Linked DNA regions of Homo sapiens: region 1 is linked to region 2. A link is an interaction called in ENCODE POLR2A ChIA-PET data of the cell type or tissue named here. Cell type or tissue: endothelial cell of umbilical vein. All regions are shown on one strand. Links, peaks and the distances in the headings refer to the core of each region. The heading gives the core; the rest is flanking DNA.

Region 1 (15,590 bases), core at 2,440-4,939, 110 kb after region 2:
CCCAGGCTGGAGTACAATGGCACAATCTCGGCTCACTCCAAGCTCCGCCTCCAGGGTTCAGGTGATTCTCCTGCCTCAGTCTCCTGAGTAGCTGGGATTACAGGCACCTGCTAACACACCTGGCTAATCTTGTATTTTTTTAGTAGAGATGGGGTTTCTCCATTTTGGCCAGGCTGGTCTTGAACTCCCAACCTCAGGTGATCCACCCACCTCAGCCTCCCAAAGTGCTGGGATTACAGGCGTGACCTACTACGCCCGGCCAGCTCAATGCTTTTCTGAAAGGGGTGAGCAAGAAGACAGTTAGAAAAAGATGCATGATGACGTTCACCTCTGCTTCCTCTAGCCCCTAGCCCCTAGCCCCTAAAATGACAGAAAATGGAAAACAAGTGGGACGCGGTGGCTCCTGCCTGTAATTCCAACATTCTGGGAGACCGAGGTGGGAGGACTGCTAGAGCCCAGGAGTTCAAGACCAGTCTGGGCCTGTCTCTACAAAAAATTAAAAAATCATCTGGGTATGGTGGCATGCGCCTGTGGTCTCAGCTGCTCGGGAGGCTGAGGAGGGAGGATCATTTGAGCTTGGGAGGTCTGGGAAGTGAAAACTATTGAGAGCTGTGATGATGTCACTTCACAGAGCAAGACAGAGCAAGACTGTCTCAAAAAGAAAAGAAAGCCAAGAAAAGAGAAGAGAAACAAAAAGAAAAAAGTTTTCATCCATGGCCAGGTGTGACGGCTCATGCCTGTGATCCCAGTACTTTGGGAGGCCAAGGTGGGAGGATCCCTTCAGCCCAGGAGCTCAAGATCAGTCTGGGCAACGTAGTGAAACTCCATCTCTATTAAAAATTAAAAGACTAGCCAGGCATTGGCAATGCGCACCTGTAGTCCCAGGTCCTCAGGAGGAGGAGGTGGGAGGATGGAGTGAGCCTGAGAGGTCCAGGCTGCAGTGAGCTGTGATTGCACCACGGTACTTCAGCCCAGGTGACAGAGCAAGACAATGTCTCAAAATAAAAGAAAATGGAAAACAAAAGGTTTCTGTTCTTGGCTGGGTGTGGTGGCTTACCTCTGTAATCCGAGAATTTTGGGAGGCTGAGGTGGAAAGATTACTTAAGCCCAGGGAGTCTGGGGCTGTTGTGAGCTATGCTTGCACCTATGAATTGCCACTCACTGCACTACAGCCTGGGCAACGCAGCTAGACCTTGCCTATTTTCCTTTTTTTTTTTTAATTTTTAATTTTTAATTTTTTTTTTTTTTTTGTAGAGACAGGGTTTCACTAAGTTGCTCAGGCTGGTCCCAAAGAAACCGAGTCAGAAAGGTTAAACTTCATGGTAACAACTTTAGCTCTAGAAGATAAGCAATGCCGTCAAAAATCTTACAGGAAAATGATCCCACTCTCACAGTACAAACCAACCCAAGCTCAAGTTTATCTCCTGAGCACCTCTTTTCTCAAGAAGCTACAGGAAGATACGCTGGACAAAAACCAGAGAAAACAAATGAGAAGGAAGACGGGGCCAGGGAGCTAGAGGATCCAACCCCCGAAACAAAGGAACCCACCAGTGTGGGGAGACCTGTCCAGGACCACAGCCACGAGGCCTGGAGAACGCCCGGCACAACAGGGCAGAGAGGAGGCTCCAGAGGGGATGCTCCAGAGGAAGCTGGAGAGGCGTCTCCCAGCCCTGCCAGATGCCGGGCCACGAAGCAGGACGGGGACTAGGAAGGCAAAGCAGATAAAGACACAAAGGCAGACTCTGACGGCAGCAGAGGCCACCCGGCAGCCACACTGAGTGGCTCCCTGGGAAGGGCCTTAACCCTGCATGTTTATTTCGGTAAGAACTGGCAGGGGAGGAAGATAAAAGTGTATGTTGCCATCTTTCACAGCAGGAAGCCAACAGATCTATACGAAGCTGGAAAATGAAGAAATGGTCTTTAGGAATTGGAGTCAGACCCATCCCTCACCTTCGACTCACCTTGGGGAGCTGCCCAGACCCGGCTCTGAGAAGCCAGGCTCCTCACTGGGTCTCGCTACCTCAGAGCTAACATAGAGCAGACATCTGGGGATGGCGGCCCCTTCCAGACCTTAGTGAACACACAAGAGGCCCAGCACCAAAAGCTCTGACACGTACCCTCCCTGGTCACAAATCCAGGTCCAAATTCACAGCCCTGGAAACCCCTTTCCCAACACTCCTTCAGGATACCTTCAGCCCCAAACCATGTAAAGTAACTTGCAAGAGTTTAAAAAATACCTTGGAAAAGAACATTTTAAAATGTTTTTTAAAAAACTATGATTAATTATCCACTTCAGAACGTTTTTCAGCAGGAACCAGAGACCCACCTACCTTGCCACCTTCTTGCTGGAGAGCCGCTTTGTCGGACTGTGCAGAAAACAAAATAAACAGGAAAATTGTTAGAACAGACAGAGAGGAGCAGGAGGAAGCAGGAAACTCAGGCTGTGGAGATACGAGGTGGGCGGCCTTTCAGCAATGCTCCCGGCATGCAGGGCCCCCCAGGCAAGTCCATGCACAAATGCTCACTCAGCAAAACAGCAAGGACACGGCAGTGCTGGGGTGAGGCCGCATACGTCTCGTTACTCCAGCCCCCAAAGAGGCTTCCAGATGCAGCCACCCCAGACCACGACTGAGAGGCCAGCGCCACACCTGGTCCCACCCGCTGGCTGCACTGTCCCAATGCTTCTGAAGCCAAATTACCCCCAAACGCTTGGCCTTCGGAGGCCCCCAAGTGAAAAGTGACCCAGGCCCCGCTGTGACAGGAGAGTTTGCCGCTGGCTTCGACTCAGGCACTGATGCATCATGCTCAGAACGCCTGCCTAGGCATCAGTTTGGAAACCTTTCCCGTTGCCATTTCAGGGCAGTAAATATAGCCAATTATACATCAGCTGTCTGATTTAACCATCTGCAGTGGCACATGGGCCAAACTTACCTTCTCCCTCATTTCTGAGGTCCAAAGTTGTATTTTACAGTCTAGCTGCTGAACTATTAGCCTCAGCCTGCAGGAAGACACCCTCACCCCTGGGGCCTGGGAACCATCACGGTCCTGGAACTCACAAAGCCACGTCTCTCTTCAGCTTACCTGTCTCAAAAACACCTCTGATTTTCTTTCCAGGGTCAGGCAGAAAAGTCTACTGGAGGGGCCGGGCGTGGTGGCTCATGCCTACAATCTGAGCACTTTGGGAGGCTGAGGCGGGTGGATCTCCAGAGGTCGGGAGTTCGAGACCAGCCTGGCCAACGTGGAGAAACCCTGTCTCTACTAAAAATTCAAAAATAACCGGGAATGGTGGCGCATGCCTGTAATCCCAGCTACTCGGGAGGCTGGGACAGGAGACTCGCTTGAACCCGGGAGGCAGAGGTTGCAGTCAGCCGAGATCACGCCACTGCACTCCAGCCTGGGCAACAAAGAGTGAAACTCTGTCTCAAAGAAAAAAAGAAATCTACTGGAGGAGAATCAGCTGCTGTGCCAGGTATTAACGTAGAGCCCCTCAGCTCTAAGTCCATCCTTTTTACTTGCCCTGTAGAAACAGAGCTGGGCCCTTAGCAGGCTCTTCCTCCACAATGCTGCGTGTCATCAGCAGAGGGAGCCGAGGAGTGAACACAGCAGGAAGAGGTTTGCCTCCTGGTTCTGACCACTCTCTGCAGGGCCCTCCGACACCTGCAGTCTCCCCAGTACCTACTCCAGGGAGCATCCTGCCCACTGTAGCCAGAGCCAGGGGCTTCCCCGACCCCATTCGGGTAGCTGTTCTCTAGGGGTGCCTCTGCCAAGTGTCCTGCAACAGAATAGCTTTCCTGGCAGCCAGGAGGCAGGTTCCCCACAAGCCCTGACAGCACGGTGGTGTCCCCACCACGCCGTTTGCAGCTGGTGCAGACCTCAGCCCTGGGTGGCAGTGACTGTAGCTGGGGGGCTCTGCCCCGGCCCTGGGTGGCGGCTGCTCCTGTGCCTGCTGTCCCTACACTCTGCAGAGTTCTTTTTACTCATCCCAACCAGTGCCTCATTACTCCCATAGCCTGTGACATTCTTTTCCTTTCCCTAATGATTTTTTAAATTTTTTGTTTGTTTGTTTGCATTATCTTTTCTTAGAGGCAAGGTATGACTCTGTGGCCCAGGCTGAAGTGCAGTGGTGCAACCACAGCTCGCTGCAGCCTCGACCTCCCCGGCTCATGTGATCCTCCCACCTCTGCAGCCTCGACCTCCCCGGCTCATGTGATCCTCCCACCTCAGCAGCCTCGACCTCCCCGGCTCATGTGATCCTCCCACCTCAGCAGCCTCGACCTCCCCGGCTCATGTGATCCTCCCACCTCTGCAGCCTCGACCTCCCCGGCTCATGTGATCCTCCCACCTCTGCAGCCTCGACCTCCCAGGCTCATGTGATCCTCCCACCTCTGCAGCCTCGACCTCCCCGGCTCATGTGATCCTCCCACCTCAGCCTCCCAAAGCACTGCGATTTCAGCCCACACTCAGCCCATTCTTTGTAGTATTAAACTGTCCCTGTTCAAATTACTGTGTGGCTCTCCTTTCTCGACTGGAGACTAATAATGTATATTTTAATACAGGTTTTTTTTTTTAAGATGGAGTCTCACTGTGTCACCCAGGCTGGAGTGCAGTGGCATGATCTCGGCTCACTGCAAGTTCCACCTCCCGGGTTCACGCCATTCTCCGGCCTCAGCCTCCCGAGTAGCTGGGACTACAGGCGCCCGCCACCACGCCCGGCTAATTTTTTATATTTTTAGTAGAGATGGGGTTTCACCGTGTTAGCCAGGATGGTCTCGATCTCCTGACCTCGTGATCTGCCCACCTCAGCCTCGCAAAGTGCTGGGATTACGGGCATGAGCCACCGCACCCAGCCTTAATACAAATTTAATTTTATCTTATTATTGTTGAGACTCCCTAGAACTAATAGGACAGGACAGACTCATCGTTCAGTTTACCTACTGACCTTTCAGGGCCTGGACTGGCAGCCCAGCAACAGGATTTATAATTGAAAATACACCTCCAGGTGGCCAGGTGCGGTGGCTCACACCTGTAATCCCAGCACTTTGGGAGGCCGAGGCGGGCGGATCACGAGGTCCGGAGATTGAGACATGGTGAAACCCTGTGTCTACTAAAAATACAAAAGTTAGCCAGGTGTGGTGATGGGCGCCTGTAGTCCCAGCTACTCGGGAGGCTGAGGCAGGAGAATGGAGTGAACCCGGGAGGCAGAGGTTGCAGTGAGCCGAGATCGCACCACCGCACTCCAGCCTGGGTGACAGATCGAGACTCTGTCTCAAAAAAGAAAAAGATAATATACCTCCAGGCAGGCTGGGTGCAGTGGCTCAGCCTGTAATCCCAGCACTTTGGGGGGTCAAGGCGGGCGGATCACGAGGTCCGGAGATTGAGACATGGTGAAACCCCGTGTCTACTAAAAATACAAAAGTTAGCCAGGTGTGGTGATGGGCGCCTGTAGTCCCAGCTACTCGGGAGGCTGAGGCAGGAGAATGGAGTGAACCCGGGAGGCAGAGGTTGCAGTGAGCCGAGATCGCACCACTGCACTCCGGCCTGGGTCACAAAGCGAGACTCTGTCTCAAAAAAAAGAAAAAAGAAAATATACCTCCAGGTAAGGCACACTTCTTAGTTCCTACAAAATGAAATGTATTTAGAGGCTGCAGGGTACCTGGAAAATGCAACAGCTATTGGCCTGTTCTGAGGCGACTGGACATCGTATCTGACATCAAAGCTTCCAGAGGTGGTCTGGACTAAGTCACCTGTTGCCACCCACAAAGCATGACCAAATAAGCTTACTTTCAGGCAAGTCCATGGAAACTAAAACGCAAGATTCAGATCTCCTCCACTAAGGGTTATGGGGAGGATGTTCTGACTGGCAGTTGTGTGTCCTGATTGTGTTGAATTGAATAGCATATTAACCACTTGGTAGAGTCTTTTTTTTTTTTTTTTTTTTGGAGTCAGAGTTTGGCTCTGTTGCCCAGGCTGGAGTGCAGTGGCAGGATGTTGGCTCACCACAGCCTCCACCTCCTGGGTTCAAGTGAACCTCCCATCTCAGCCTCCCAAGTAGCTGGAACTACAGGCATGTGCCACCATGCCTGGCTAATTTTTATGTTTTTAGTAGAGACAGGGTTTCGCCATGTTGGCCAGGCTGGTCTCAAACTCCTGGCCTCAAGTGATCTGCCTGCCTCCTCAGCCTCCCAAAATGCTGAGATTACAGGCGTGAGTCACTGCGCCTGGCCCGCTTCATAGAGTCTTAGGAAAAGGGGTAGCAGAACCTGGACGTGAGGCTCCACAGGACTTGCTAGTTGTACTTAGCTACATCCTAGTCCCTTCTCTGCCCCCACAAAGCCCAGCAGAGGCGACCATGGCCATCTTGGAGCTAGTTCTCAATGTGGGAAAAAATCAGTTCTATGTCAAAAATCTTCAGAAAATGAGAGACGAGACCTGAGTCTTCAGGCTTACTTTCATGTACGGAGATGACATGCTTGCACTCAACTTATCGGTGAGTGGGAGGGCAAGTCTCTGCGTGGGAAGAACAAATGGCCCCTCCCCAAGCAGGCTGAGCCATCGTCGCCGGGCCTTGAACCCCTAGCTGAACACACACGCAGGCAGAAACTGATTTCCCCTAAAACAGAGGTTAGCGGATCTTTGGAATCCAAGATTCTGGACGGCCTCGGGTCTCCCGGGAGGGCCCTGGGCGGCCTCGGGTCTCCCGGGAGGGCCCTGGGCGGCCTCGGGTCTCCCCGGGAAGGGCCCTGGGCGGCCTCGGGTCTCCCGGGGAGGGCCCTGGGCGGCCTCGGGTCTCCCGGGGAGGGCTCTGGGCGGCCTCGGGTCTCCCGGGAAGACCCTCTTCAAAGAGCACTTCTGCTTTCTCACCAGTGCTGCCAAGACCCCCGATGCTCCAGAATGGCCATCAGTGCCGGGCCCCACCCCCATCCTCTCCACCTGAATGGGCACTGGCTGGGGGCCCTGTGCTTCACAGCATTTCACAGAACATAAGAAGAGTTAAGTGCCCTGGAAATGGAACTAGAGGCAGGACAGAAGCCTCAATAAGGCCGTGGGCAGTGAGCGCCCGCCAGCAAGGATGTGCCTCGGCAGAAGCCCCCTGGGGCAGGGACAGGGCAGGCTCAAGACAGGTAAGCAGTTTCACAGATACCTCTAAACATGCTAGAACCGTCAGGATAACTCACCTTTCTGCCACCTTTACAAACCCTCCCCACAGGCCAGGTCCCGTTCTTCAGGAAGCCGTCCCAGATTGCCAGCATGAGCCTGTATGCTCACTCACCTCTTCTGCTAGGCTAGGGCTGCTGTGGAAAGCTCCAAAGTGGCCCGTTTCTTCACCAGACCCTTCTGGAGAGCTGCCCACCCAGGGGCTTCACCGCAAGCGAAATCAACACGATGCCCAACGGGCACGTCAATATGTGCAAAGCACTCAAAACCGTCTTCTGTAACTGGGAGTTAGACATGAGGGCCAGCCACAAGAGCTCCCCTGCTGAGACACAGTGAGCTCCCTCACACGCTCACTGTGAGTATTCAAAACTCCATTTAAACTGACAATCCTGAAAGCTGTTTACATATCTGTTCTTAAAGACTAAATCTTTAACTTTCCCAATTCTGTCTCATGAGCTCAATGAAAGAAATCTTTTAGTAAAATGCAGAAAGTATCCTCTTTCACACACAGGACAGACAGCACAGCTTGCAAAGACCGATCACTTCCTCCCACCAAGACAAGCACTGGCCTGGGCTGCGCATGCAGGGGAGGAGGCAGGGCCCTGGTGGCCCCACAGCGTGCAGGGTGGGAGGCGGGGCCCCAGGGAGAGTCCCGCTGCCTGAGAGGCTCCTGGTCGCCTCGGGGCAGGCCCTCAAGGGGGCTGTGGGTATCCGGAGTCCCCCACACCCTGGGAACAGACAGCAAGGCCAGGCGCTGGTCAGTTACCTATTCATTTCAAGATCACTCAGGCGGGCAGAAAGATCCTCAAGGCGGTTGATTTGTTTGTGGCACTGGCTACAGTAAAACTCAAACGCCTCATCAGTGAGGATGCTGTGCAGCTTTGCGGCAAGAGGGTCAGTGCTAGAGAGACAGAAGCATCCGTTCAGGAGAGGATGAGGACCCGTGTGGTCATCTGTGACTCCGCACGAGGGGCCGAGGGGAACAGGACAGGACATGGTGTGGAACAAAAGCACGTGGAGAGAGAATGAGCTGTGCAATGTTCTGGCTCTTGCCTTTAGACCGCAGTGAGCCCACATCCCTCAGCTGCCTCCAGGAGCCCAGGACAGGCACCAGCTCGAGCCTCAGGGGGCCCTGCACACACCTGCTCCTCTGGGTCGGGTGCCCAGAAGAAAGCAGGGGCAGCCTGAGAGCCTCCTTGCAAAGCAAAAGCCCTTCTTTAACAAGAAGGTAAAAAACCATACTGCTTTCTCTTTTGCCAAAAACACATCAATGTGATAGCGAACCATGTCTCCGGGTAAACTTGTACTTACTGTACTATATTTATGATTACTCCAAAAACCACCTCTAGCAAAAACTATGCATGAATGATAAATCTACAATAGTTTTGTGATTTTTTAAGATGTGCGTTAAAGCCGGGCATGGTGGCTCCTGCTTCTAATTCCAGCACTTTGGGTGGATCGCTTGAGCTCAGGCGTTTGAGACCAGCCTGGGCAACATGGTGAACCCGTCTCTACAAAAAATACAAAATTAGCCCGGCGTAGTAGCTCATACCTGTAGTCCCAGCTACTCAGGAAGCTGAGGGAGGTGGAGGCTGCAGTGAGCCATGATTGCACCACTCCAGCCTGGGCAATAAAGTGAGATCCTGTCTCAAAAAACCCCCAAAAAGACCGACCTGTCGAAACTCAGTGTTAGATTTTGTGGTGGTGCTAGCTAACCTCCCTGTGACTTCACCTCCAAGGGCTTCTGGGCCACTGGCAGGGGTGCTGCGTCTGCGACGCGAAGGCAAAGGAGCAAAGGCAGCCTCATCGCGGGCGCTGGGACCCACATGCTGTGGGAAACCATTTGGAAGCTCAAGTAAAGAAAGGTGAAAAGTGAAACATACAATGTAGCATAGACATTACACTTCAAACAGGTAACAATGAAAACACTGAACAGGAGACAGGGACAAACTAAACACGTAGGAAGAGGTGATTACCAAGCACAGAGACCCAAGTTTAGAAACGCCCCAGTCCTCTGGCCCTTGTCTTGACACCACCACGCGCTGGGAGAGGAAAGTGCCTAAGACAAGCACACTGCCTCTGAGGACCGTCTGTGATGCCTCACTCATGCACAGCTCTCCCAGGACGCTCGCCGGGACCAGAGCACACAGGATATCCGTGCAGGGTCCCCACACCCAGGGCTGACGGGCGGCTTCAAGGAGGGCACATGGGAAACAAAAGGAGGGGGACCCTATGGGCAGACGAGCTGCTCAGCCCCTCCTGCACCGCCCTCCACCCAGGTTCCCTGGGCCTCAGTAACAGCGGGCGGGCAGCAGGCAAGGGAAGACTCTTGTGGCTGCTTAAAGAGGCTCGGCCTTGACTGCTGGCAAAGATGGACGACAACCTAGTAGCAAAGGGGAGAAGGGATTGAAGTAACAACCCCATCGGCCAGCCCAGGGTCTCCCTGAAGTCAGGAGCGTCCTAGAGGGACTGACTCCCACGTGGGAGCCCCTAGCCCTCAGAAGTACGTACCCAGACCCCCATGTTCGGATCCAAGCCAAGAGGACTCTGGACTCCCTAGAGTGACTCTGGACATTTGTGAGTGGGCATCTCGCCCACTGCGTGTTGTGCTTCTATTTATTCAGAGTCACAGCTTTCCAGTTTGGGGATGTCAGATATTTATAAGGAAATGAATCTGAAGACTCACTTATGATCATGAGGCCTCCCTCAAAAGCCTGCACAGACCACCATGTGATCCACGGCCCACAGCAAAGGAGCCCGCAAGCCAAGTGTGCAAACACAGCTCTGTGCCACAGGATTTTGCTGAAGCCTCAGAAATGTAGAGTGATCTGGGGATGTGGCTGGAGAAGAGGGACTTCTCCCAACTTTCATAAATCCAGGTATAAATTTAAAATGTTTGAATATGGTTTACTTAATCACATGACGTCAAGGAAAGCAAGTTCTCTCACCAATGCACGAACCAAAAAGGGAAACTTCCCACTACTAACCACGGGAAGAAGAGGGAGGAGGGTGTGCTGGAACAAGGCGTCATTACCTGGGCGTGAGGAAAGCGGGGTCACTGCAGCCCAGCTGCCCGTTGCATAGGGTCTCTGGGGACAGCTCCGCCTCACTGCCTTCACCGTAGTCCTCAAAGTGCTCCTCGCCCCCGATCACCGTGATGACAGACTGGCCATGGGGGTGAGGCCTGCAAAGTAAAACAGAAATGATGTCTTCTGACTGAAGGCCAGGGCACCCCCGAGCTGAGGGTGTGGAAGGTGCTTTCCATAGGGTGTGCTACAAGCCACACGTGAGTCCTGGGAGCCACGTTTAAAAAAAAAAAAAAAGTGGGCTGGATGCGGTGGCTCACACATGTAATCCCAGCACTTTGGGAGGCCAAGGCGAGCAGATGGCTTGAGCTCAGGAGTTTGAGACCAGCCTGGGCAACAGGGGGAGGCCTCAACTGCAAAAAACATTTTTAAATCACCCAGGCATGGATGCGCACGACTGTAGTCCCAGGTACTCGGGAGGCTGAAGTGGGAAGATCGCTTGAGCCTGGGAGGCCAAGGCTGCAGTGAGCAGTGATGATGCCACTACACTCCAGCCTGGGTGACAGAGCAAGGCCCTGTCTCAAAAAAAAAAAATAAATAAATAAATCTGTTTCTTTACCTTTTTTTTTGAGACAGAGTCTGGCTCTATCGCCCAGGCTGGAGTGCAGTCGTGCAATATCGGCTCACTGCCAGCTCCGCCTCCCGGGTTCACGTCATTCTCCTGCCTCCACCTCCCGAGTAGCTGGGACTACAGGCGCCCGCCACCACGCCCGGCTAATTTTTTGTATTTTTAGTAGAGACGGGGTTTCACCGTGTTAGCCAGGATGGTCTCGATCTCCTGACCTCGTGATCCACCCACCTCGGCCTCCCAAAGTGTTGGGATTACAGGCGTGAGCCACCACGCCTGGCCCGAATATATTTTAACAAAAAATTTTACTTAGCCCAACACGCAGTCATTTCAAAACCTCCAGCCTCTTCACACTCCTCACTCGTGTGCCCTCCCACGTCACAAGTTCCGCAGCCCCACACAGGACAGCACAGGTCGACACAAAGCAGCATCTGGGTTCAAGCACCTCTGCCTCTTCCCTAGGGAGCTGCTGTCCTCACACAACCACTGGGGGGCGCCGTTCAAACTCTACTTTAAGCTAAAACGTAACAGCAGCTGCGACAGGGAAAGGAAGGGGCTTCCAAATACCCACCCTCCTTCTGAAGGGAGTGACTCCTCCACAGCCAAGTTCTGGAAAACACAGCGGCCGGGGGCCATGTGAAACAGCTGTGCCTTCAGCGGCTCCTGTGCCCTAGCGGTCCCCACTCCCACCCTCCCGCAGGAGTCCTCGGGAGAACCTTCTGTGCAGGCCCGGCGCTGCTCCACTCCAGGAAAGAAAGGGGCCTGGCAGAGTGAGGCGACTCCTCGTGCCCAGGAGAAGGGGGCAGAGTCAGGAGGACCGCGCGCTCTGCTCCGCCCGGACCCACTGTGCTCAGCCGTGAGGAGTTCCAATTTCACACCCGCAGAAATGCCCACCACGCACCACTGCTGGGACAGCTCAGGATGAATCCCATGGCCTCAAACACGCAGGCTTAAACCAGGGCCGGGGGCGGTGGCTCACACCTGTAATCCCAGCACTTTGGGAGGCCGAGGCGGGCAGATCAGGAGATCGAGACCATCCTGGCTAACACGGTGAAACCCTGTCTCTACTAAAAATACAAAAAATTACCTGGGGGTGGTGGCGGGTGCCTGTAGTCCCAGCTACTCGGGAGGCTGAGACAGGAGAATGGTGTGAACCTGGGAGGCGGAGATGGCAGTGAGCCGAGATCGCGCCACTGCACTCCAGCCTGGGCGACAGAGCCAGATTCCGTCTCAAAAAAAAAAAAAAAAAGAAACCAAAACCAGGAGGCCTGTGCCACTTCATGGCCTCCCAATAGGGTCTTCAACTTGGCGCTGCCTGTCTGCATCAGCCCCTTCCTTCCTACACAGTGACAGGGAGGTGTGGCTCCCTTCCACAGCCGCCATCTAAAATTAGGCTACGTTACAGGAAGACCTTATTTTCTGTTTCTTATGATTGGGTGCTTGTTTTACCAACAGGCTCAGATACTGTGACAGAAAACTGCCCTCTGAGGGGAGGAGAATCAGCGAGAGGAAAACACACACTGGTCCATCGGCCAGCAGGCCCTTCCCCGCCTCCCCGGGCCACCATGGTGAAACCTGCTACTCCCTCAGAAGCAATGACGAGGGGCTCAGCACCCCTCACCACCCCATCTCCTCCTCTCCTCAGGACACTTCTTCCTGATGCTTGACGGGAACAGAGAAGGCCCACATGCAACGTCACACTGAGGACCAAGAGGCCCAGGCCACACGGCAGAGACTGTATGAACCGGACGGTCTGCACCCAGACGCCCAACGTGCTTTCCACGGTCCACAGAAGATGAGCCGCGCTAGCTAGCAGTTAGATCCAGCCACAAATGAGCTGTTCAAAATGTGTGTCCCCCAAAAGAGTTATACTTTTGTTTTCATTTTTGAGATAGAGTCTCGCTCTGTCGCCCAGGCTGAAATGCAGTGGTGCCATCTCGGCTCACTGCAAACTCTGCCTCTCTGGGTTCAAGCGATTCTCCTGCCTCAGCCTCCCGAGTAGCTGGGATTACAGGTGCGTGCCACCAGGCCCAGCTAGTTTTTGTATTTTTAGTAGAGACGGGGTTTTACCAAGTTGGCCAGGCTGGTCTCAAACTCCTGACCTCATGATCCACCTGCCTCGGCCCCCCAAAGGGCTGGAATTACAGGCATGCCCCACCAAGAGTTATACTGCTTAAAAACTAGTGAGAAAATACTCGCCTGTAATCCCAGCATTTTGGGAGGCCAAGGAGGGCAGATCACTTGAGGCTGGCAGTTTGAGGTCAACCTGGCCAATATGGCGAAACCCTATCTCTACCAAAAATACAAAAAAATTAGCCAGGCATGGTGGCGGGCGCCAGTAGTCCCAGCTAATCAGGAGGCTAAGGCAAGAGAATCACTTGAATCTGGGAGGCAGAGACTGCAGTGACCCAAGATTGTGCCACTGCACTGCAGCCTGGGTGACACAGCAAGACTGTCTCAAAACAAAGCAAAACAAAATAAAAAAATTATGTAGCGATCACAGATCTGAATATGAAGGTAAAACAATAACACTTTTAAAAGAAAGCGTAAGTAAACATCATAGTGACTGTGTAGTAAGCAAAGATTTATCAAGTGGGACACAAAAGTGCTAATAAACATAAAAGAAAAATGGATAAGCTCAACTATAGCAAAATTAAAAACATCTGTTCTGGCCAGGGGCTGTGGCTCATGCCTGTAATCCCAGCACTTTGGGAGGCCAACGTGGGTGGATCACAAGGTCAGGAGTTCGAGACCAGCCTGGGCAAGATGGTGAAACACTGTCTCTACTAAAACTACAAAAATTAGCTGGGCGCCATGGCAGGTGCCTGTAATCCCAGCTACCTGGGAGGCTGAGGCAGGAGAATCACTTGAGCCTGGGAGGCAGAGGTTGCAGTCAGCCAAGATGGCGCCACTGCACTCCAGCCTGGGCGACAGAGCTAGACTCCATCTTGACAAAAAAACAGAAACAAAAATCTGTTCCTCAAAAGGTGAAAAGGAGACCCACAGAGCAGCAAAAAGGATCTGTGATACCCACACCCCATAAGGGACTCATATCGAAAGGACTCCTATAATCAGTGAGAAAAAGACAGAGGACCCAACAGACCAGGGGCAGGCCAAGTCCTGCCAATCCTGCGCAGCCTGTTTCTGAAAATTGTTTCACTGGGACACAGCCACGCTCACTGACCCACGTGCCTTTGGCTGCTTCTGCAGCACAACAGCCGGGCTGAGCAGTTGCCACGGGGGCTGCGTGGCCTGCAACTCTTCTAGAGAAAAAGTCTGCAGACCCCTCCCGCAAGCAGTGAGCAGGCAGAGGAGCTCCCACCCTGACAAAAGGTGCATGCCTTATTAGTCACCCGGGAAGCGCAAGTAAAAAGCATGTGGCAGGGTCTCTGCATGCCCCCCACAAGGTGAGCAGGAGAGCAGACATGGCCACATGCTGCTGAGGTCAGGGAGCCCAGGAGCCACAGATGCCGGAGGCTGGTGACCCTGCAGCCCCTGCAGGAACTTGCAAGGCTGAAGGGACGTGCTCCCGATGACCATCCTGCTTAGGGCCGTACCATGCTCCCAAAGACATGGAATCCCTACAGCAGTTTCACCCTCAAAGCCAACGACAGTGAACTACCCGCTGCCGCCGACAGGAGAGTCAACTCTAGAGTCGCAGCACGCTCTCGCAATAGAATCATAAAAGTCAACAGTTTACAGCAATGCACAAAAATAGGGCTGAATACGGCCAGACGCGGTGGCTCACACCTCTCATCCCAGCACTTCGGGAGGCCGAGGCGGGCGGATCGCCTGAGGCCAGGGGTTGGAGACCAGCCTGACCAACATGGTGAAACCCCGTCTCTACTAAAAAATACAAATATTAGCCGGGCGTGGTGGCGGGCGCCTGTAATCCCAGCTACCCGGGAGGCTGAGGCAGGAGAATCGCTGGAACCTGGGAGGCGGAGGCTGCAGTGAGCTGAGATCGCACCACTGCACTCCAGCCTGGGCGACAGAGCGAGACTCCGTCTCAAAAAAAAAAAAATGGCTAAATCCACAAGCGCAACAGCAAGTGGAAGAAGCCAGGCACAGGAAGGACCTCCCTGTGTGGGGGAACTTAAGGAAGATGCAGGGCCGGTGGAGAGCTGGCTGCTGTCAGGGGCCTGGGAGGACCCTGGGTGCGGGAGTGTTTTGTTCTTGCCTGAGAAAAGGGCCGTGGGAATGGTCAGTTTGAAAAACCTGCTGGCTGTGCACTTACAACATGGGCACTTACTTGTGGGTATATTATGTTGGCAAAAAGACTTAAGCTCTGTAAAATATTTGAAGAGGTTTATTCTGAGCCAGATAAGAGTGACTAACAGCCCGTGATGCCGCCCCAGGAAGCCCTGAGAGCATGTGCCCAAGGGCCGGGTTTATGCATCTTGGGGAGACAGAAGACATCAACCCTACATGCAAGATGCTGCTTCAGTCAGGAAACATGGGACGGCTCTAAGCGGGGGACGGGCGGGCTTCCAGGTCAAAGCAGATGCGAAGATCTTCTGACTGGCAGTTGTTTGTTTGAAAGAGTTATTATCTAAAGACTTGGAATCAATAGAAAGGAATGCCTCGGCTTAAGATAAGGGGCTGTGGAGACCAAGGCTTTATCAAGCAGATGAGGCCTCCAGGCAGCAGGCAGCAGACCTCACAAGGTGCCAGACTCCGAGTTAATTCCCTCCTGCACCAGGGAAAAGACCTGGGAAGGGAGGAGATTCTCTACAGGGTGCAGACTTTCCCCACAAGACACAGTCCTGTAGAGCCATTCT
Region 2 (15,590 bases), core at 9,070-11,569:
CTGGGGACCACGTCACCCACCCACAGAGCCGGGGCCTCTAGAGCACCTTGCTCTTGAATCAGAGGCTGCTCTGGGATGCTCCTCCCGCTGGACGTCTGCGTCCCACCCATCCTGCAGGCTCCGCACCCGGTTGCCCACGGTGCGCGTCAGAACAGGATTCTCAGCAACAGTGAAGAGGAAAAGTGTAAGAAGACTATGAAACAACGTCCCCATGGATACCATTTAGACACAAACAGCGGCCTGTTCTCTAAGCACAGTCAGCCGAGTGTCTTGTTCCCAGCAAGCCACAGCCACTGACCACATGGAGCCCTCTGACCACACAGGGCCCCAGGATGTCACTCTGGAAAAGGTCTGGACTCTCAGAGGGACAGGTGTCAGGATCCTGGGGAGGGGGCCCTTGGCCTGGAAGGTCTCAATTATCCAGGCAGGGTCAGGGCAAGCAGGTGACGGGGTGGGGCAGGGCGGGGTAGAGGGAGGAGCTCCTGGAGGCACAGAGCAGTGACCCAGGAGAGGCCTGGAGCCCGCGCTGGGGGACGGCGCAGGGGCAGGGGCAGTGGGCTCCGGCTGCAGAGCTCAACACTACCCCATAAGGGGGTCCCTAGGCATCAGCTGTGACATATTCTCTTGGTGTGCTGTTCATTTTTACCTCCTGTTGAAATGTCTTTTCAAAAATAAGCTAAGCTAATACCCGGCTCAGTGAAAAGGCAAGGGCGCCAGTGAAGGTCAGCTGCTCCGTGCAGGCCCACTGAGGCCTCACGCAGCACCAGCAACTCCTGCCACCCTTCCCCCTGCTCTCCTCCTCATCTGCTGGGTGCCACAGGCCTTGCTCACCACCTCAGGTTTACTGTTCCCAATAACCCTCTTGTTCATCTAGCCCCAGCCAGGCGCTGCCTCTCAGCCGACCTGAACACAACCCCATGAGACACACGGCACTGTCCTGGTCAGAGCCGCTCCACAGGACAGGCGCTCTGACCTCAGGGGACAGAGGCAGGGAGGTCAGAACACCTGTCCTGCCACCAGAGCAAAGCCACCGGCGCCTCGGCTGCTGGTTCTGTCTACCGCACAGGGTGCCGCTTCCCCACCAGCTACAGGAGACCAAGTCTCAGCAAGCGGACTCCCAGCTGGGCTGGTATGAGGCTACATCTGGCCCTGGCCTGGCACCCGAGCCACCAGGCTGGTGCCGTTCACATCCCCACCCTCCCGTGGGACCCATTCTGTTTCCTAAAACCTTTTAAGGCATGGTCTTTGACCACATTGCTCTGGGTGGTCTTTTTCGTACTCTGTGGCCCTTGCAGTCTGGAGACACATCCTGACGTGCCTCAGCTCCCCCCTCCAGGCACACAGCTCCCGCCCTCCATCCTGAGCCGCGCCAGCCAGGGTGACCTCTGCAGGGACTGCCCAGTTGTTTTTTAATCTCTTTTTGTTCTATTTTCTGGGAGATGTCCTCAACTTTCTTTTCTAGCCCTTCTATGGCTTTTTTAAAATGTGCTGCTTATTTATAATTTCTAAAAGCTCCTTCCGGTGCTCTGAGCGTTCCCCTCTGGCAGCGTCTGGCTCTTCATTCGTGGATGCGGTATCTCTGATGACGCCAATGGTAAGATGTCCTTCCCTGAGCTCTTTTCCTGCCTGTCTGGGTCTTTCCTCACATTCTGGTGACCCTCAAGGACAGACCCTAGCCAGGAAGCTGGTGACTCTGGCTTCTAAGTTGGGGCTCTCGGCGGCGTCTCGTGGCCGCTTCTTTTGGGCTGACGGTTATCCTGCCATCATCCTGCCACGGGCTCCCATCTGCATATCAGGAGGCCCTGAGTTCCCAGGCAAGGAGGGGCTTGCTCAGGCCACCCTGTCCCCTGCCACCCTGTCCCCCACCATCCCCAGTGGTGTCTGCTGTCCACGACTCAATTTTCCCAGAGAATAAACCTCCTGTGCTCCCTGCTGGGAACCACACCAGGCACTGCCCTGACCTCCCCTTCCCCTCACATGGCATTCCAAGCAGATCGCATGGCCCCTCACCCAGCCGTGGCAGCACCGCTGTTCCCAAACCATCAAACCTCTCTCACCTATCAGTCCACGTTTTTATTTTTATTTTTTGAGAAGGTGTCTCGTTCTGTCACCCAGGCTGGAGTGCAGTGGTGAGGCCAAGGCTCACTGCAGCCTCCAACTCCTAGGCTCACGTGCTCCTCATAGCTCAGCCTCCTGAGTAGCTGGGACTACAGGTGTGCACCACCACACCTGGCTAATTTTGTATCTTTTGTACAGTCAGGGGTCTCGCTGTGTTGCCCAGGCTGGTCTTGAGCTCCTGAGCTCAAGCAATCTGCCCACCTTGACCTCCCAAAGTGCTGGGATGACAGGTATGAGCCGCCACACAATTGTAGCACAATCTTGGCTCATGGCAACCTCCACCTTCTGGGTTCAAGTGATTCTTGTGCCTCTGCCTCCCAAGGAGTGGGGACTACAGGTGCCCGCCACCATGCCCAGCTAATTTTTTTTGCATTTTTTGTAGAGATGGGGTTTCACCATGTTGGCTAGGCTTGTCTTGAACTCCTGACCTCAAGTGATCTGCCTGCCTCGGCCTCCTAAAGTGCTGGGATTACAGGCGTGAGCCACCATGGCCAGCCGAGTTTCATTCTTTTCAGGATGGTAAAGGGAATGCCACAACCATTTGTCTAGAAGGGGCCTGGGTCTGATGGCGCTGAGGGCCACAGATTGGCAGCCTGAAGCCAGCATCCTGGGCCTCCCAGGTTTGGCACAGCACCTAGCCCTTCAGGATCAAAAAAGGACAGAGGACGAGGTGGGAGCTAAGCAGGCTCAGGAGTGATAAGATTTGGCTGTGTCCCCGCCCAAATCTCACCTTGACTAATCCCCACAGGTTGAGGGCGGGGCCAGATGGAGATAATTAAATCATGGGGGTGGTTCCCCCCTGCTGTTTTTGTGCGGGTGAGTGAGTTCTCCCGACACCTGATGGTTTTAGGAGGGGCTTCCCCCTTCACTCAGCACTCATTCTCTCTGGAGCTGCCCTGTGTGAGGTACCTTCCGCCATGACTGTAAATTTCCTGAGGCCTCTGCAGCCATGCGGAACTGTGAGTCAATTAAACCTCTTTTCTTTACAAATGACCCAGTCTGGGGTATTTCTTCCTAGCAGCGTGAGAACAGGTGAGTACATGGGCGTGGAGGCTGCCCAGGAACGTGTGGAGGGAGGTGGGGACGGGCACAGCACGTTGCCTGGCTGCAGACTCAGGCACCCTTCAGAGGGGGTCTCACAGCATCAATCTGAAAACGGGCAGTGGAGGGGGAGGAAGGGGTCTGAAAATGTCACTGAGGCGTTTGCTTTACTAGGTGCGACTTCGTTTTCTTTTCTTTTTCTTTTTTGTCTGCTTTACCAGATGCGACTTTCTTTTCTTTTCTTTTCGTTTTTGAGACGGAGTCTTGCTCTGTCGCCCAGGCTGGAGTGCAGTGGCGCGATCTCGGCTCACTGCAAGCTCCGCCTTCTGGGTTCATGCCATTCTCCTGCCTCAGCCTCCCGAGTAGCTGGGACTACAGGCGCCCACCACCGCGCCTGCCTAATTTTTTGTATTTTTGGTAGAGACGGGGTTTCACCGTGGTCTCCATCTCCTGACCTTGTGATCCGCCCGCCTAGGCCTCCCAAAGTGCTGCGATTACAGGCGTGAGCCACCGCGCCCGGCCCCCCGTTTTTTTTTTTTTTTGAGACAGTTTCACTCTCGTTGTCCAGGCCGGAGTGTGGTGGCGCAATATCAGCTCACTGCAACCTCTACCTCCCATGTTCAAGTGATTCTCCTGCCTCAGCCTCCCGAGTAGCTGGGATTACAGGCACCCACCACCATGCCCAACTAATTTTTTTTTTTGTATTTTTAGTAGAGATGGGGTTTCACCATGTTGGCCAGGCTGGTCTCAAACTCCTGACCTCAGGTTATCCACCCACCTCGGCCTCCCAAAGCGCTGGGATGACAGGGTTGAGCCACCGTGCCCAGGCGACTTTGTTTTCAACAGTCATCAACGTGCTGGTGGTCTGGGGAGTGGACGTGGCACCTGTGCCCCTGCCCATGGAGGCCAATCTGCCCAGGGACTGTCAGCAGAGTTGCTGTAAGGCAGCCGAGGGAGGCTGGCTGCTGAGCCTGCGTAGCACCCTCGGCTCGGAAGTGGGACCCTCGGCCACCTGAGTGGAGGTTCCTTGGCTCAGGTGGTAGTCTGTCTGTCTGGGCCGGCCTGCCACCAGCAGCCATGTTCCTGCAGGGCACAGTGCAGGGGCTGTTTGCTGCTGAGTTGCTAGCATGGGACTCTGCAGACAGGATTAAGGTGCACGGATCTCGAGGTGGGAGATTATCCGGGATTATCTGGGTGGGGCCAATTAACTACATAAGTCCTTAACCGCCTTTCCTGGCTGAGCTACAGATGAGACAGAAGGAGAGTCAAAGCATGAGAGGGACTTCACCCGCCAGTGCTGGCTCTGCAGATGGGCAAGGGCCCTCCGTGAACAACGCAGGCGGCCTGGAGAAGCCGGGAAAGGCTCGGCTTGCACCCAGCAAGGTGCTACTGCCAGTCCTACCACCAGCAAGAACGGAATTCTGCCAACCTCCCAACGAGCAAGAGAACATCTTCCTGTAGGGCCTGCAAAAAGCAAAGCCCTGGCCAACACCTTGACTTCAGCCCAGGGAAACCCACACTGGACTGAGGACCGAGAGGACTGTGTGTCAGCCAACACCTTGACTTCAGCTCAGGGAAACCCACACTGGACTGAGGACCGAGAGGACTGCGTGTCAGCCAACACCTTGACTTCAGCCCAGGGAAACCCACACTGGACTGAGGACCGAGAGGACTGCGTGTCAGCCAACACCTTGACTTCAGCCCAGGGAAACCCACACTGGACTGAGGACCGAGAGGACTGTGTGTCAGCCAACACCTTGACTTCAGCCCAGGGAAACCCACACTGGACTGAGGACCGAGAGGACTGTGTGTCAGCCAACACCTTGACTTCAGCCCAGGGAAACCCACACTGGACTGAGGACCGAGAGGACTGTGTGTCAGCCAACACCTTGACTTCAGCCCAGGGAAACCCACACTGGACTGAGGACCGAGAGGACTATGTGTCAGCAATAACAGAAAAGGAGTAGAAAGGCCATCTATTGCGGCCCTGTATTTATTATAAATAAACTGAATCCAAACTAAAAATCCACCCACTGGGGAATGGTTACTGACAGAATAGAAATGTTCTATGGCTATTACAAAGAAACAAGCTTGCAGCCATCAGCATGGCTAAAAGGAAGGCAGGACTTAGAACAAACAGGACTCTCCCTCTCTCCTGTGGGACAGAAACTGTGTGACTGCTTTGGAGAACGGGTTGGCAGCATCTACACAGGCCCTACAGCCCAGCTTCCACTCCTCAGTACGTCCCAACAGCAATGGGCACCTGTGTTGACCAAACGCGTCTGAGACTCCTCACAGGAGCCCTGTGAGAGTCACCCAACATGGAAACCATCCCAAAGCCCATCTGGAGTGGAGCCAATGCACTGCAGCCTTGACACACGGGAGACCACTCGGCGCGGGGAAGGAGGGAGCAACTGCACTCAACCACGTGGCCGAAGCTCACCCAGAAGACATGGAAAGAAGGCAGCCGGACACAGGAGAGTTTGCCCTGTGTGGCTCCATTGACGTGAAAACTAGACAAGGCAGATGAGTCCACAGTGACATGCCAGGCCGGGGGCAGAGTGTGAGAGGCCTGCAGAGGGCGAGGCTGCGAGGGCTGATGCTTTCTCAGGCCGGCATGCCTGTCCGCACTCACTGTATTGCAGACTTTAAAGGGGTTTTTTTGTACACAAATTACACCTCAATAAAGCTGATTAATTAAAAGACGGAAAGCTGACAACATCAAATGTTGGCAAAGATGTGGAGCACCTGGAACTCTCATGCATTGCTGATGGGACTATGAAACAATGGGGCTGCTTGAGCAAACAGTTTTCTCTTTTGAGATCAGGTCTCACTGTGCTGCTCAGGCTGGAGTGCAGCGGAACAATCACGGCTCGCTGCAGCCTCCAACTCCAGGGCTCACACGATCCTCCTGCCTCAGCCTCCTGAGTAGCTAAGACTATTACAAGTGTGCGTCACCACACCAGGCTAATTTATTTATTTTTTTGAGACAAAGTCTCACTCTGTCGCCCAGGCTGGAGTGCAGTGGCATGATCTCAGCTCACTCCAACCTCCGCCTCCCGGGTTCAAGTGATTGTCCTGCCTCAGCCTCCCAAGTAACTGGGACCACAAGCACCACCACCACACCAGGCTAACTTTGTATTTTTAGTAGAGATACGGTTTCACCATGTTGGCCAGGCTGGTCTCAAACTCCTGACCTCAAGTGATCTGCCTGCCTCGGCCTCCCAAAGTGCTGAGACTACAGGCATGAGCCACCACACCCAGCCCCAGGCTAATTTTTCAATATGTTTATAGCAACGAGTTCTCACTATGTTGCCCAGGCTGGGCAAGCTTATAAATTAAAACGTACACTCATATATGACAGCAATTCCACTCTTAGATCTACCTAAGGGAACAGAAACACCTTCAGAAAGACTCACATATATTCTAGAGAAACACCTTCAGAAGGACTCACGTGTATTCTAGAGAAACACCTTCAGAAAGACTCACATATATTCTAGAGAAACACCTTCAGAAAGACTCACGTGTATTCTAGAGAAACACCCTCAGAAGGACTCACGTGTATTCTAGAGAAACACCTTCAGAAGGACTCACATATATTCTAGAGAAACACCTTCAGAAGGACTCGTGTATTCTAGAGAAACACCTTCAGAAGGATTCACGTGTATTCTAGAGAAACACCTTCAGAAGGCCTCGTGCGTATTTGTGTTATAGTTTAGTGCTAGTGCCACTGAACTGTATCCCTACATATGGCTAAAATGACGTGTTTTCTGTATTTTACAAGAAAAATAATTAAAAAAAAAAATTTAAAAGAACTAGCTCTGAGCCGGGTGTGGTGGTACATGCCTGTAGTCCCAGCTGCTAGGGAGCTGCTAGGTGGGAGGATCAGTTGAGCCCAAGAGGTAGAGGCTGCAGTGAGCTGAGATCATACCACTGCACTCCAGCTGGGGCAACAGAACGAGAGTCTCAAAAAAAAAAAAAAGAAAAAGAAAAAAGAAGAACTCGTTCACATCAGCATTATTCGTAATACCCCAAACCAGGAAATAACCCAAATGTGCATCAACAAGGTAAATGCATAAACAAACTGGGGTATATTTGTGCAAAGGAATACCACTTGGGAACAAAAAAAGAAGAATCTACTATTGTACATCATGAATAAGTTTCAAAACTGCTGAGCAAAAGAAACCAGGGTCTGCTTCGTATCCATGATGTCTGGAACAGGAAAAAGCAGCCCATGTGATGGAAGCCGACTGCTGGGGGCTGGGGGCTGACTCGGCAGGGCCTGAGGGGCTTTCTGGGAGGAGAGTGGATGTGCTCCTGATTTGGATGAGGGTACTGGCTGCATAGGTACATATATGTGCCAAAACTCATAGAACTGTACATGCAAAGAGGGTACATTTATTAAATAGACATCATCTCTCAATAAAATTGATTTAAAAAAATTAAACCCACAGGGCATTGATCTGCTTTGAATTTGGAGGTCTAAGGATTAGGGGACCGGATTACCCTACAAGACAGCCTGAACACATATCAGAGCCAGATGTGAAGGCACTGCCTGTCCCTGAAGACCTGGGGCTCTAAGTCATTCACGTGCGGGGCCGGCGCTCCGCATTCAATCTTCCGGCATACCACTCCCCTCGGATGTCTTCTGAGACAAGGACAGCCCACGTCCACCAACCCCACTGCAGGCAAACCGGCGCCTGCCTGATGGAGGACAGTAAAGGAAGGAAAAGTTATCTAACAAATTTCAAATGTGTCTGTGTACACCAGCATGCCAAATGTCAGAAGAAATTCTAGGGCAGTTTGTGGACTGGTTTCCTGCGAAGCTAGAGCTTTTACTTAACGCCTTAAAACCCACAACAAGCCAAAAGGGCTCTCGTGTCTACAAAGAGCAGGCACACTTGGCACAGAACACCTGGCTAAACACAGAACATTAAGAAAACAAAAAACACAGGTCTGGCCCCAGCTACTCAGGAGGCTGAGGCAGGAGGATTGCTTCAGCGCCACGGTTCAAGACCAGCCTGGGCAACACAGTGAGACCCTATCTCTTAAAATTCTCCTCTCCCATCTTTTAAGGAGCAGATCCCATAGCTCTCAGATTACTTTCAATGATTACAAATCCAGCTTAGTGTGGCTTAAACCCCAATCTCATGTCCACTTTAAGACTCATTTCTGGCTGTGCTTGGTGGCTAACACCTGTCATCTCGACACTTTGGGAGGCCAAGGTGAGAGAATCACTTGAGCCCAGGAGTTCAAGACCACTAGCCTAGGCAACATGGCAAGACCTCAATTCTACAAAAAATAATTTATTGGCCAGGCACAGTGGCTCACGCCTGTAATCCCAGCACTTTGGGAGGCCGAGGTGGGTGGATCACTTGAGGTCAGGAACTCGAGACCAGCCTGGCCGACATGGTGAAACCTCATCTCTACTAAAAAAATACCAAAAAACTAGCCGGGCGTGGTGGCAGGTGCCTGTAATCCCAGCTACTCGGGGGGCTGAGGCAAGAGGCTTGAACCCAGGAGGCAGACGTTGCAGTGAGCCAAGATCGTGCCATCACACTCCAGCCTGGTGGACAAGAGCAAGACTTTGTCTCAAAAATAAAAAAATAATTTATTAAAAAATTAGCCAGGTGTTGTGGTGCATGCCTATGGTCTTAGCTACTTGAGAGGCTGAGGCGGGAGGATCACTAGAACCCTGGAATTTGAGGCTGCAGTGAACTATGATCACTGCACTCCAGCCTGGAAGAGTGAAACTGTCTCTCTAATAAAAAAAAACAAAACCAAAAAAAAAAAAACAGAGATGACCACTGCTAATGTTGTCATATATTTCATTCCACAATTATTTTACATACTTAAGATATCAAGCATATACACTTCATTGAATAATCATTAAATGTGCCTCCAAATCAGTAGTTTTTTGTTTTGTTTTGAGAGCTGTTGCCCAGGCTGGAGTGCAGTGGTGCAATCTCGGCTCACTGCAACCTCTGCCTCCTGGGTTGAAGCGATTCTCTTGCCTCAGCCTCCTGAGTAGCTGGGATTACAGGTGCCCGACACCACACCCCGCTAACTTTTATATTTTCAGTAGAGACGGAGTTTCACCATGCTGGCCAGGATGGTCCCAATCTCCTGACCTCGTGATCCACCCACCTCGGCCTCCCAAAGTGCTGGGATTACAGGCGTGAGCCACCGCATCCGGCCTTTTTTTTTTTTTTTTTTTTTTTTTTTTTTACTTTTTTTTGCAGGGATAGGGCCTTGCTACGTTGCCTAGTCTGAACCCCCGGCCTCAGGGGATCGCCTGCCTTGACTTCCCAAGTAGCTGGGATTATAGGCGTGCACCACCGCACCCGGTCCTGTGTTGTGATGTTTTACTATTTGATAAACTTATAAGCATTCCCTCTCATGTAATTTTAGGATAACAATTCTATTTTTCATGAGAATCTCCTGTCTGAACACTGCATGCATGGCCCTAGTGAACTGACTGAGACTAGGGGAACAGTCCCAGCAACGATCACATTGCTCTGCTGACGCGGCTGCGGCGGGGACCTGCCCGGAGTCTGGCACCCAGGGGTGCTCAGCACACACCTGAGCAAACTCACACTCTGAGCCGGATCCTGGCGACCCGGGCTCTGGAAACTGACGTGTGGACACTGTTGCTCCCGAGCAGAACAGCCTTCTGCCCAGCCCACCTAGGGCAAATGTAACACCTCTAACAGGCTGGACACAGACGGTTTCTCCTGCTCTTTCATTTCAATTCAGAAAGGATGCACACTTTCAGAATGAGCAGATACTCGGTGATACAGCCTTGATGGTGTGGATAACACACAAAAAATCATAGTTTTTGGTACTACAATTTTTTAAAAGTCAAACCAGCTCCACACACACGTGGGAGCTACAGCTTCTATCTCTGTTCCAAACACAAGCAGCAGGCCCATTTACTGAACGGTGAGGAAAACTACATCAGGAGAGAAGAGCTTTAACGCTAATGACCAGGAGGTGGCTCTGCAAGGAGGCTAAGGGTCTAAATGCAGAGGCAGACAGAGGGGCAGGCTGCTCCTGGGGTGCCAGAGGGCCCCTTCCTCCACAGCAGTCCAGGAGAGCCTCACGCAGCTGCCACACACCAGGCTCTGCCACAGTTGTGACTGCCAGCTCTTCAGAAGACAGAGACTGGAGTCAAAACCTTTCTGTTTCCCCACAGGCAAAACCTGGGCAGTCACCGCTTGCTGATAATGAATTATGTGTTAAACTGTCTGTGTGACGCACGTAGGCACCAAAGCTCTTATTTTTATTTTTTTGAGATGGAGTCTCACTCTGTCGCCCAGGCTGGAGTGTAGTGGTGCAAACTCGGCTCACTGCAACCTCCGCCTCCCCAGGTTCAAGCGATTCTCCTGCCTCAGCCTGCTGAGTAGCTGGGAATACAGGTGCATGCCACCAGGCCAAGCTAATTTTTGAATTTTTAGTAGAGACGGGGTTTCACCATGTTGGTCAGAACGGTCTTGATCTCTTGACCTTGTGATCCGCCCGCCTCGGCCTCCCAAAGTGCTGGGATCACAGGCGTGAGCCACCGTGCCCATCCGGCACCAAAGCTCTTTAAAAAAGTCCAACAACAATGTTTTAAACTCGGCAGGTTAGGTGACATCCATTTCTATTACTTACACTTTGCACTTGCTACTATTACTATTATTATGACTACTATTTTGCATATACTCAATTTTTAATAAAGTAATTTAAGAAGCTGACATACTAGCTATCCCTCCCCACCAGGAGGACACAGGCTCTTCAGAGAGATGGCCGTTTCCAGGGCAGGCAGGACCCACATCTGCTGGAAGTACAGACTGTTCCAGGACACAGGGAGCTCCGGGAACTCAGGGCATAGCCCAGGACGCAGGTGCCACCTGAAGAGGCTCCAACATCAAGGGGGCCATGGGAGTCCCAAACCAAACAGGAAAGGAGTATGATGCCACAAGGGAACAAAACTTTGCAAATCCACGCTGACTGATGCCACGAGGGAACAAAACCTTGCGAATCCACGCTGACTGATGCCACGAGGGAACAAAACCTTGCGAATCCACGCTGACTGATGCCACGAGGGAACAAAACCTTGCGAATCCACGCTGACTGATGCCACGAGGGAACAAAACCTTGCGAATCCACGCTGACTGATGCCACGAGGGAACAAAACCTTGCGAATCCACGCTGACTGATGCCACGAGGGAACAAAACCTTGCGAATCCACGCTGACTGATGCCACGAGGGAACAAAACCTTGCGAATCCACGCTGACTGATGCCACGAGGGAACAAAACCTTGCGAATCCACGCTGACTGATGCCACGAGGGAACAAAACCTTGCGAATCCACGCTGACTGATGCCACAAGGGAACAAAACCTTGCTGAATCCACGCTGATTAATGCCACGAGGTAACAAAACCTTGCTGAATCCACGCTGACTGATGCCACGAGGGAACAAAACCTTGCTGAATCCACGCTGACAGTAGCGAACACCCACGGGTGTGCATTTTCACGTACATGCCTATCGACAGAAGCAGCCATGGCAGCAGCGCACACGGAGGAGGCACGGCGTGGCCCCAAGGGAAGCTGCCTCCTCCTTGCTGACCTGGTGAAGTGGGTCCTGCTGGCATCAGCTGACCTGGCGGCTCCTCTCAGGCAGGAATCAGGTGGGCGCAAGACTCTGCGGGCAGCCACTAGGGCTGTGGCCGGCCGACACGGGCAGGCATCAGCCTGACACTGCCTTGGCAGAGCCTGAGGACACAGACACCCCTCGGAGCAAAGCTGGTGGCACAGGCAGAGAAGGGTCTCCTGTCAGTGGCAGCTTCGGCCGGGGCCGGGGCCTGGGCTGTGACCATACTCCCCTCCCCTGCAGCAGTGACTTTCTGGACCGAAACACAGCACCTCGGCAACCCTGATCAGTGTCACTGTGTTTGTGTTCAGAGTCCTGAATCCTGATGTCATCTACCCTATTACCGCCCCTCCCAGCTAGGTCTGACACACAGGCTGTACCTGCTGTGCCCAGGTGGCCGACAACGTTGCTGACCAGGAAGTCAGGCGAAAGCCCAGCAGCAGCCGCCGGCCCCGGGCAGGGAAAGCAGCACACAGGCTCCCACCGGGTTACCCACGCTGCTGGAGCTGCTGGAGAGTGCTGTGCTTGACCGCCCGGCCTACACCTTCACTCAGGGTTGACATGAGGTTCTTACATCCGGCCGCTGTACAAACTGTAAAGTACCTGCCCATTTCCAGGACTCAGCTCTTCTCTTCTTCCATCCTCTTTTCTTTATTTTTTATTTTTTGAGACAGGGTCTCACTCTGTCACCCAGGCTGGAACGTAGTGCAACAGTCAGACTCACTGCAGCCACCACCTCCCAGGCTCCAGTGAGTTTCCCACCTCAGCCTCCCAAGTAATTGGGACTACAGACGTGCACCACCACACCCAGCTAATTTTCTTTTTTCTTTTTTTTTTTTTTTTTTTGTGAGACAGAGTCTCGCTCTGTCACCAAGCTGGAGTGCAGTGGCACAATCTCAGCTCTCTGCAACCTCCGCCACCCAGGTTCAAGCAATTCTCCTGCCTCAGCCTCCCAAGTAGTTGGGGCTACAGGTATGCGCCACCACGCCCGGCTAATTTTTGTATTTGTATTTGTATTTTTTTTTTTTTTTGAGGTGGAGTCTCGCTCTGTCACCCAGGCTGGAGTCAGTGGCGTGATCTCGGCTCACTGCAAGCTCTGCCTCCTGGATTCACGCCATTCTCGTACCTCAGCCTCCCAAGTAGCTGGGACTACAGGTGCCCGCCACCATGCCCAGCTAATTTTTTGTATTTTTATAGAGACAGGGTTTCACCATGTTAGCCAGGATGGTCTTGATCTCCTGACCTCGTGATCCACCTGCCTTGGCCTCCCAAAGTGCTGGGATTACAAGCGTGAGCCACCATGCCTGGCCAATTTTTGTATTTTTAGTAGAGACGGGGTTTCATCATGTTGGCCAGGATGGTCTCAATCTCTTGACCTCGTGATTCACCCACCTTGGCCTCCCAAAGTGCTGGAATTACAGGTGTGAGCCACTGCACCCGGCCTTTTTTTTTTTTTTTTTTTTTTTTTTTGTAGAGATGGGGTCTCACTGTGTTGCCCAGGCTGGCCTCAAACTCCTGGGCTCCAGCACTCCGCCTACCTCGGCCTCCCAAGGTGCTGAGATTGCAGGTGTGAGCCACCGTGCCCAGCCCTCTGCTCTTTTCCAAAGATGCTGAGCTGGGCTGGGCACAGTGGCTCATGCCTGTAATTCCACCAACTTTGGGAAGCTGAGGCGGGCGGATTGCTTGAAGTCAGAAGTTCAAGACCAGCCTGGCCAACACAGCAAAACCTCTGTCTCTACTAAAAATGTAAAAAATTAGCCAGGTGTGGTGGTGCATGCCTGTAATCCCAGCTACTCAGGAGGCCAAGGCAGGAGAATCGCTTGAACCCATGAGGCTCAAGAGGTTGCAGCGAGCCAAGATAGTGCCATCGAACTACACCCTGGGTAACGGAGCAAGACTCTGTCTCAAAAAATAAAAATTAAAAAAAAAAAAAAGATGCTAGATGGCTGTCCCTCTCACAGGATGGGCATGTCTTTCATCAGGGTCAGTTTACACAGCCAGGACCACATCACCCATCCAGGATTCGAATCCTTCCCAGTTTGGTTTGAGGACTGTGTTCACTGTAAAGACGGCGAAGGCTGCTCAGGGGCCGAGTGCTTCTGTTTCCACTCTGCCATCTGGGAATATGGGACCAACTCTTCCCTTCACCCTTTCCACAACTCCAGGCCCCCCAGCACCAAGCCCTCTGTAAGCCATGGTCAGAAGACCCTTCCACATGCCCCTGCCACCACCCACCTCATCACCAGCACTAGAACCTGGCTGCTCCTGAGCCCCTCCCATCCCATCTTGCCTGGACCACCTCCCCCTGCTACCTACATGTGCAGCACCCTGGCGGTGTCTGGTCGTGCCCTGGTCTTCCGCCCCATACCCATGGGTCCCTACCTCTCCACAGCGCCAATGCCCTTGTCCCTCCGCTAATTTCTGAAGGACAAACGTCCAGAAATCTCTGCTTTACTCAAAATCCTGATCTCAGCACGAGACAGCCGCGCACTGCCTGTATCAGAGTGCGCCGCCATCCCCAGGTCGGCTCAGAAGCCTCCTCGCTACCTTAGGCTCAAAGTGCGAGTCCACCCTGCTGACATCTGTTTACCTTCACTGCCAAGAGGACTGAAGAGGCCCCTCTTCCACCCAGCTCCTGCCCTGAGGATGCCCACAGCCCATGGTCTTGGCAGCCAGTCCTTCTTCCCACAGCTGCTCCTCTTCCCACCGCCTTCGTAACTTCTGGTCCCTGACACCCGCCAGTTCCACAGTCTGCACATCCTTCTCCCGACCGCCCAGGAAGTCAGCTCAGCCTGACAAGCAGTCTCCCCGCCTTCTCACAGTGGTTCGGCAGCGTTCTCCGCACCAGGATGCTGGACGCCGACACCTTTCCCTGCTTACTCCAAACGCCCGGCGGATGACACCCTGGCTGACGTGGCCCCTGGGCCCCAGAACGGCCCTCGGTGGGGTGGCATCGTACCATGTGCTGCGCAGGGGAGGACTCAGCTGTGATGCAACCCCTTCCTGCTCTACGCCAGCTCGCAGGGGCTCCAGACCAGGGTAGGCGGCAGCTTTTCAGGGACCAGCAGCTTCGCGCCTTCTCAGCTGCAATCTTCAAATAGAACAAGAGGCAAAAGTACCTGCGAGGACCCAGATCCCTCCCTTGTGTCCTTCCCGCCCACCTCTCAGCTCCCCGATGTGGCTTCCTTCCTGAAACACTGTTCAATTTAGCTCATCGTGCAGGCCACAACACGTGTGCTCGACACGAGTCATCTGTGTCCACACCACCCTGCGAGAGACCTGGCTGGCACTGCCGTGCACCTGCCATGCAAGCATTTGCCCTGTTGCCTGTGAGCGCTTAGAGCAAGTGCTAAGGACTGGAGGTGGACATTAACTCACTTGTCCAAAAGTTCTGGCATCTGGCCTCTGGACAAACTTAACATTCAATATTCTACCTACTGACTCAACAGTTTCCTGAAAATTTAAGTAAGGCCATGCCAGTCCAACTTATAAAACAGCACAATTAGAGGCCAGGCACAGTGGCTCACCCTTGTAATCCCAGCACTTTGGGAGGCCGAGGAGGGTGGATCACAAGGTCAGCAGTTCAAGACCAGCCTGGCCAACACAGTGAAACCCCATCTCTACTACAAATACAAAAATTAGCTGGGTGTGGTGGCAGGTGGCTGTAATCCCAGCTACTCGGGAGGCTGAGGCAGTAGAATCACTTGAACCCGGGAGGTGGAGCTTGCAGTGAGCCGAGACCGTGCCACTGCACTCCGGCCTGGGCAACAGAGTTAGACTCCGTCTCAAAAAAAA

Evidence for each region. Peaks named below come from ENCODE experiments on the same cell type or tissue, not always from the same donor. Only the 100,000 strongest peaks of a DNase experiment are listed, where the experiment ranks them.
Region 1: POLR2A ChIA-PET joins it to region 2 with 5 read pairs; 3 of 35 experiments call an interaction of 5 or more read pairs at or near these places.

The regions. Positions count from the first base shown.
Region 1 is chr16:483,600-499,189 of GRCh38, reverse strand. It overlaps RAB11FIP3 (RAB11 family interacting protein 3), which reads right to left. Exons shown (of 14, transcript NM_014700.4): 5 at 10,190-10,339; 6 at 2,331-2,366. It overlaps LOC107987417 (a long non-coding RNA gene), which reads left to right and starts at 5,650. Exons shown (of 3, transcript XR_007064933.1): 1 at 5,650-6,621; 2 at 6,865-7,121; 3 at 7,208-7,817. RefSeq lists enhancers at 3,651-4,228, 4,229-4,807, 6,266-6,887, 11,219-12,097, 13,646-14,151 and 1 more. In endothelial cell of umbilical vein, for the core only: a CTCF peak has its summit at 3,569 (motif pointing right); a DNase peak (open chromatin) is centred at 3,599.
Region 2 is chr16:595,613-611,202 of GRCh38, reverse strand. The region is part of intron 1 of RAB40C (RAB40C, member RAS oncogene family); the gene reads right to left. LOC124903618 (a long non-coding RNA gene) reads left to right here. Exons shown (of 2, transcript XR_007064934.1): 1 at 1-349; 2 at 1,513-5,870. Among named protein-coding and RNA genes, the nearest start is that of RAB40C, 13 kb to the right of the region's middle. RefSeq lists a silencer at 3,083-3,162 and an enhancer at 11,121-11,622. In endothelial cell of umbilical vein, for the core only: no CTCF peak of the experiment used is centred there; no DNase peak of the experiment used is centred there.